2 separate regions of the Homo sapiens genome follow, and region 2 is linked to region 1. Evidence: chromatin loops called from intact Hi-C (ENCODE). Cell type or tissue: gastrocnemius medialis. All regions are shown on one strand. Each heading gives the region's core, and the rest is flanking DNA. Links, peaks and the distances in the headings are about the cores only. Region 1 overlaps TRAF3IP2 (TRAF3 interacting protein 2). Region 2 overlaps FYN (FYN proto-oncogene, Src family tyrosine kinase).

Region 1 (2,915 bases), core at 209-2,708:
GAGTCAAGGCAGGCCAGAGAACTGGCAGACAAGCCCAGCTCCAGAAGCCAGAGTTACTGCTGTAGCTGGACCTGGAAACCACTCCTCAGCTGGACCAGTCACTGTGTGTGGGGCCTTTAATGGGAGGGGAAGGGAAACTATGAAACACATCCTAATACCATGTAAGGGTGATGACTGTGATTAGAGACATTATTAGATGGCGGATACACAGAATCCTTAACTTTTTCCAGACCGTGACTTAAAAAAAAATTGTCATTGTTTCTTTTTGGCAATTACTTGCCATCAATACAGTTCAAACAGGCCCTAGCTGACTGGGATGGGCTGGTGCAGGACTTTTGGTTTCTGTGGGATGTCCTGGTGTAGTCCGTGTCATGTTTTTAGGCATTTCTCTCTATTCCCCTGGGATGAAAGGACAGGAATTTCAAGATATTTCACCTGCAATGAGTTCCTGATTTTATTTTCAAACAACGATGCACCATTATCTGAAAGCAGGCTAACTGTTGTGCACTTGCCAGCCTCGCTCTAATCCTTAAAGGCCACACACCACAGTCATTCTTAATCTGCTGCTGCAGCTACCAGTCACTCCATGATGGAGCATCAAAAGATGGATAATGTAGTTACTCTGCTCTGTTCCTTGCATGGGGTGGGTTAAACAGAAGTGAGGTCTGAGTAATGTACCAACATGTCGGATAGAAAGGTTCTTAACTCAGGGTTACTCATTTTTGGAAGGTGTAGAGACAGGAAATGTTAAAGCCTGCTTCTCCTGGGATTAAGGAGTTAGTGACTTTCAAATGCTCTGAAAAGAAAAAGAAGAGGAGAAGACAGTCATATCTGCAGGCATTCTTCAACAGGCATTCAGAAAGATTATGGTGGGGTAGTTTGTCTAAATGAAATCTTTGTTTTACACGTTGTAGAATGGAAATCTCAGGAATATCCTGAATTCAAATCATTTTTCTTCTGCAGGCAATTTTAAATTAGCTTCTAAAAACATATATGAATTGCAGGCAACTGCTGCAGAAAAAAAAGAGTGAACACAGATGAGGCATATTCAACTTTAAATTCCTTTCAGATCCAATGAAATGACCCCTAATGTTTGATCACATTTCCTTATCAAAACAATCCTGCAGTCTGAAGGATTTTTCCATGAGAAAGTGTCTGAGGACTGGAATCAAGAAGCTGCCCCCCGGGCCTCTCCTGTTTCTTCCCAATGCGTTGTCACCAAGATATTTTTAGTTCATGAAACTCAGGCTGTCCTTTCTCCCACTTATGGTCTTTGCCTCCCGTGCCCAGCAGGCCTCCTAGAAGCACACATGTGCTTGGCTGTGACTACTCAGCTCACTCTGTAGCTGTGTGTGCACGCCTTGTGTGTGTGTGTGTGTGTGTGTGTGTGCACACCTTGTGTGTGCACAGACCTTCCCGGATACCAGGAGTTGTAGACTGGCTGAAGAAGGGTGGGCTTCCATCCATGGGGTGATCCTTAGGTCTGTGCTGGTTTGGCTTGGTTCCCTGATAAGGCAGCTGAACTCAAGCCCTTTAGGAGGGCCAGGACTGACCGGAGCTCCCAGCCTGTGCCCCTCTCCTCGCACCCCACAGGCCGCACCCCACAGACTGAGGCTGCCTGGGGTCTTGGCAGCTCCCTCAGCAATGAGGGATACTTGCTCTCCGCTGCCTCATTGTTTCCCTGCAGTCAGGATGCCAGTGTTTTTTCCCTTTCCCCTTCCCAGAGTCAACAGGTCTCCCTCCCCGCTCTGAACTCTCTTCCTACTCTGAGCTGTCTGTCCAAACTCTTCCTGGCCTCCCAGCTTACCCTATGACACTCTTACCTTTCACCTATATTCATTCTTTCCCTTCTCTTCCAACTGCCCCTTCTCATACCCAGCACTACATACAAATTACAAGTAAATAAGTGTCTCTCCTACACCAATAAAAGGCAAATACAAAAAAATCCTTCAGCGTTTCCCCACTTTCCTTACTTCTCTTCCGTTCTCCTTCCTTCCTTTCTCTCCCTTCCTCTTCCTCTCTTGGTTTTTCCTTTCTACCCCTTCCTCTCCTTCACTCCGTGGCTGTGGCTGAATTAGGGATCACACATGTGCTTAGAGAAACCATCTTATCTGAAGAAACAAAAAAACAAAAACCAAAACAATGACAACGACAGAAAAAAAAAAAAAACATGGGCTGGTTTGAGGTTGTTCTCTAAATGTTTATTATAACTTCTAATGTGATGGAGTCAGTGTGTTCCCATTAGTCCTTCTCCTCCTCATTTAGTAGCTCAGAGGAGTCCCAGAGCAAACTTCCTCAAATCAGGTCGGTTCATACTGCACTGCCTTCAGCCTGATGTGAGTCTTACTGTGCTGGGTTTATGTCCAAGGGCCAGTAAATATTCCCTTCCTTCCAGGGCTCACCACTGTTTCAAATCCTCTGGCAAGCCCAGTGGAAGAACTTCTCTGTATGGGAAATTCAGCAAGTAAACTTGGAAGTATTTGTTCATTGGAGTTTGAATCTGAGCCAAACAGTTCACTCAAAACCAACCTTCCACTCAGCAAACCAGTGTTATGAAAGTTTGCATGCATTTGGGCAGGAAACAAAGGACATTAATGAGTTTAAAGATTTTTTTTTAAATCCATGACTTTTGGACATTTATTAAAAAGATTACTCTCTGGGGAATGAAGTAAGGCCTTGGGAATCTTGTAATTGAAAGTTTCTGATCCGAAGTAGATCTCAGGATCCTCCCAGCTGTAAATTTATAGATTTCTTTTTAATGTCCACCTGAAATATTCATGCTGTGTGTCTCTAGGACGCTTCAAACCTATTCCTGACTCAAAGAAAGCTTAAGAAAAAATCCAAGCAGTTGTGATCACCAAGGCCTGATTATGGAGGAGCTGTTAATATGGTTTATTAATTACTCAGGCTGCTCA
Region 2 (2,915 bases), core at 1-2,500, 58 kb before region 1:
TTTTTGTCTGCTTTATTCATATATTGTTGTCAGTTTAATTGAAGTATAATCTACACACAATAAAATTCAACAATTTTAAGGATGCAGTTTATTGAGTTTTGACAAACATAAACAGTCACACCACCCCATACATAATATAGAACAGGGGTTGGCAGGTCTGGCTCCCAACCTGTGTTTGTTTTGTACGTTTTTAAAGGGTTGTTAAAAAGAAGAAGACAGGGATCATATGTGACCCGCAAAGCCAAAAATATTTACTGTCTGGCCTTTTACAGGAAAAGTTTGTTGACCCGTTGACCCTGACAGAACATTCCCATCCCACTTGGAGTTCCCTCTGGCCCCTTGGCAGGGATTCCTCCCCTCCCCCAGGCAGCCACTGATCTGCTTTCTATAGATGTAGTTGCGCCTTTTCTAGAATTTCGCATGAATGAAATCATACCGTATGTTGCCTGTTGTGTCTGGCTTCCTTCACTTATCATGTTTTGAGAGTCATTCTGAATTTTTCATGTCTCAGTTCTGCACTCCTTCTTTACTCCTGAGTAGCATGGCAGGGTTTGACTCCTGGGGGGATGGGAGTACTCCGCATGTTTTAGCCACATGCAGACGCAAAGAAGAAGAAAGGGGATCTGCAAGTGCGGCGGTCAGGGCCTGGATCCCCGGGGTGCCCACTCTCACTGCGCTTGTCTTTGCAGGCATGAACAACCGGGAGGTGCTGGAGCAGGTGGAGCGAGGCTACAGGATGCCCTGCCCGCAGGACTGCCCCATCTCTCTGCATGAGCTCATGATCCACTGCTGGAAAAAGGACCCTGAAGAACGCCCCACTTTTGAGTACTTGCAGAGCTTCCTGGAAGACTACTTTACCGCGACAGAGCCCCAGTACCAACCTGGTGAAAACCTGTAAGGCCCGGGTCTGCGGAGAGAGGCCTTGTCCCAGAGGCTGCCCCACCCCTCCCCATTAGCTTTCAATTCCGTAGCCAGCTGCTCCCCAGCAGCGGAACCGCCCAGGATCAGATTGCATGTGACTCTGAAGCTGACGAACTTCCATGGCCCTCATTAATGACACTTGTCCCCAAATCCGAACCTCCTCTGTGAAGCATTCGAGACAGAACCTTGTTATTTCTCAGACTTTGGAAAATGCATTGTATCGATGTTATGTAAAAGGCCAAACCTCTGTTCAGTGTAAATAGTTACTCCAGTGCCAACAATCCTAGTGCTTTCCTTTTTTAAAAATGCAAATCCTATGTGATTTTAACTCTGTCTTCACCTGATTCAACTAAAAAAAAAAAAGTATTATTTTCCAAAAGTGGCCTCTTTGTCTAAAACAATAAAATTTTTTTTCATGTTTTAACAAAAACCAATCAGGACAGGTGTTTGTTTTTGTTTTCTTTTTTATAAATATGAATATATATAATATATATGTCCCTGTACATATACAATGTGGGTGCTAATGTGGAGACTGTGGCCGGCCTGAGCCACCAAGCTGCGGGACCCAGAGGGAGGATTTTACTGCAAGTCAGCATCAAAGCACCGGTGTTATTCTGAAAACACCAGTGGCCTCATTTTTGGCTTTTGCAAAGCATGAATTTTTTCATTTGGATTGCACTTTCCTGGTTCATGACTGTACCTGTAGGTGGTTGTTACTTTGACTCTTTTCAGGAACCACCCCCCAAGCTGAATTTACAAGTTCTGTTAGCACTATTTGCTTCAACTTACTGCGATTTGTTCTCAAAACTTAAAAATAAGCAAGCAAATGGCTGATACTACCAAGAGAACTGGAAGATGGATACCACACAAACTTCTTGTATAAAAATATGAATGCTGAAATGTTTCAGACATTTTTAATTTAATAAACCTGTAACCACATTTAAGTGATCTAAAACCCATAGCATTGTAGTCATGGCAACCCGCTAAACTTTCTCATGCAACTAAAATTTCTGGGGGAAATGAGGGTGGGGGTTGTACATTTCCCATTGTAAAATAAGTGTTTTAAATGTCCTGTACTGCTAACGAATGACTTTCTATATGTCCAGGAGTTCTCCAGTGGAATAACTATGCACTACTTTACATTTCATGGGGATGCACAAAAACAAAAAAGTATTACATTTTTAGTTGCTGTTTGTACCAACCTTAAATTACATATGTTTAACAACAACAAATCAAAAATCCTATTTCTATTGAGTTTTTAATACTGACTAGCAACTCTGAAGTCTTAATTCCTTTTTTGTTATGATTTATTTGTGAGTTTACATTTTTAAATTGTTTAACTTTCTTAATTTAGTAATTAAAAAGAGAGCATTTTACATTTGAATTTTTTTTTTGTTTATTTGTTTAAATCATGGAAGGTACTCGTAGTTCTGTGGCACATCTGTCCCACACCAGATGGTATGGAATCACCTGGTGAATTTAGCCTTTGTGCGATGACTTGCAAATGACAGAAACATTCAGAACATCTGGAGAGTTCTTTTCCCTCTAGAAAGGGTAGGCTCTTGACCAGCTATTTCAGAGGATCATTAAAGCAAAAGTAGGCATACCTTACCATCTGAATTTATCAGACATTTTTTCTAACCGGAATTTACTGTGTCCTGCTTGTAGGAGAAATAGACAATCACAAGAAGAATCTTTCTTGTCCTGGAGTCAGTATATTTATTTCCAAATGTCCCCCTACTTCTGTAATGAAGGAGCTAACGGAGCGACAACCTGGTGTGGTAGGAAGGGCAGTGGGTGGACGCAGGCTACCTGTCCACGCCTGGCTCTGTGATCATTCAGCTTCAGGACCCTGAGCCACCTCCTGGCATCTGTCATTTTCAGGGCCTGTCTGTAGAACTGAAGGGGTTACATGAGATTCACTCCTTAGATCTCTACAGCTCTAAGATCCTGTAATTCTAAGATCACTGATGCCATGCGGGGTCATACAAAGA

What was found. Hi-C counts contacts between places; a loop is a spot of excess contacts. Peaks named below come from ENCODE experiments on the same cell type or tissue, not always from the same donor. Only the 100,000 strongest peaks of a DNase experiment are listed, where the experiment ranks them.
Region 2: it touches region 1 in a loop (2.9-fold over the local background); 12 of 110 quality-filtered maps call a loop at or near these places.

What each region holds. Positions count from the first base shown.
Region 1 is chr6:111,601,560-111,604,474 of GRCh38, reverse strand. All of the region lies in intron 1 of TRAF3IP2 (TRAF3 interacting protein 2), which reads left to right. It also overlaps TRAF3IP2-AS1. Among named protein-coding and RNA genes, the nearest start is that of TRAF3IP2, 2.9 kb to the left of the region's middle. In gastrocnemius medialis, for the core only: no CTCF peak of the experiment used is centred there; DNase peaks (open chromatin) are centred at 1,284 and 2,414; H3K4me3 peaks cover 1,502 bases; H3K27ac peaks cover 2,500 bases.
Region 2 is chr6:111,659,722-111,662,636 of GRCh38, reverse strand. It overlaps FYN (FYN proto-oncogene, Src family tyrosine kinase), which reads left to right. Exons shown (of 14, transcript NM_002037.5): 14 at 690-2,305. The coding sequence ends at 898. Among named protein-coding and RNA genes, the nearest start is that of TRAF3IP2, 55 kb to the right of the region's middle. RefSeq lists enhancers at 1-591, 592-1,275. In gastrocnemius medialis, for the core only: no CTCF peak of the experiment used is centred there; a DNase peak (open chromatin) is centred at 986; H3K4me3 peaks cover 1,293 bases; H3K27ac peaks cover 2,500 bases.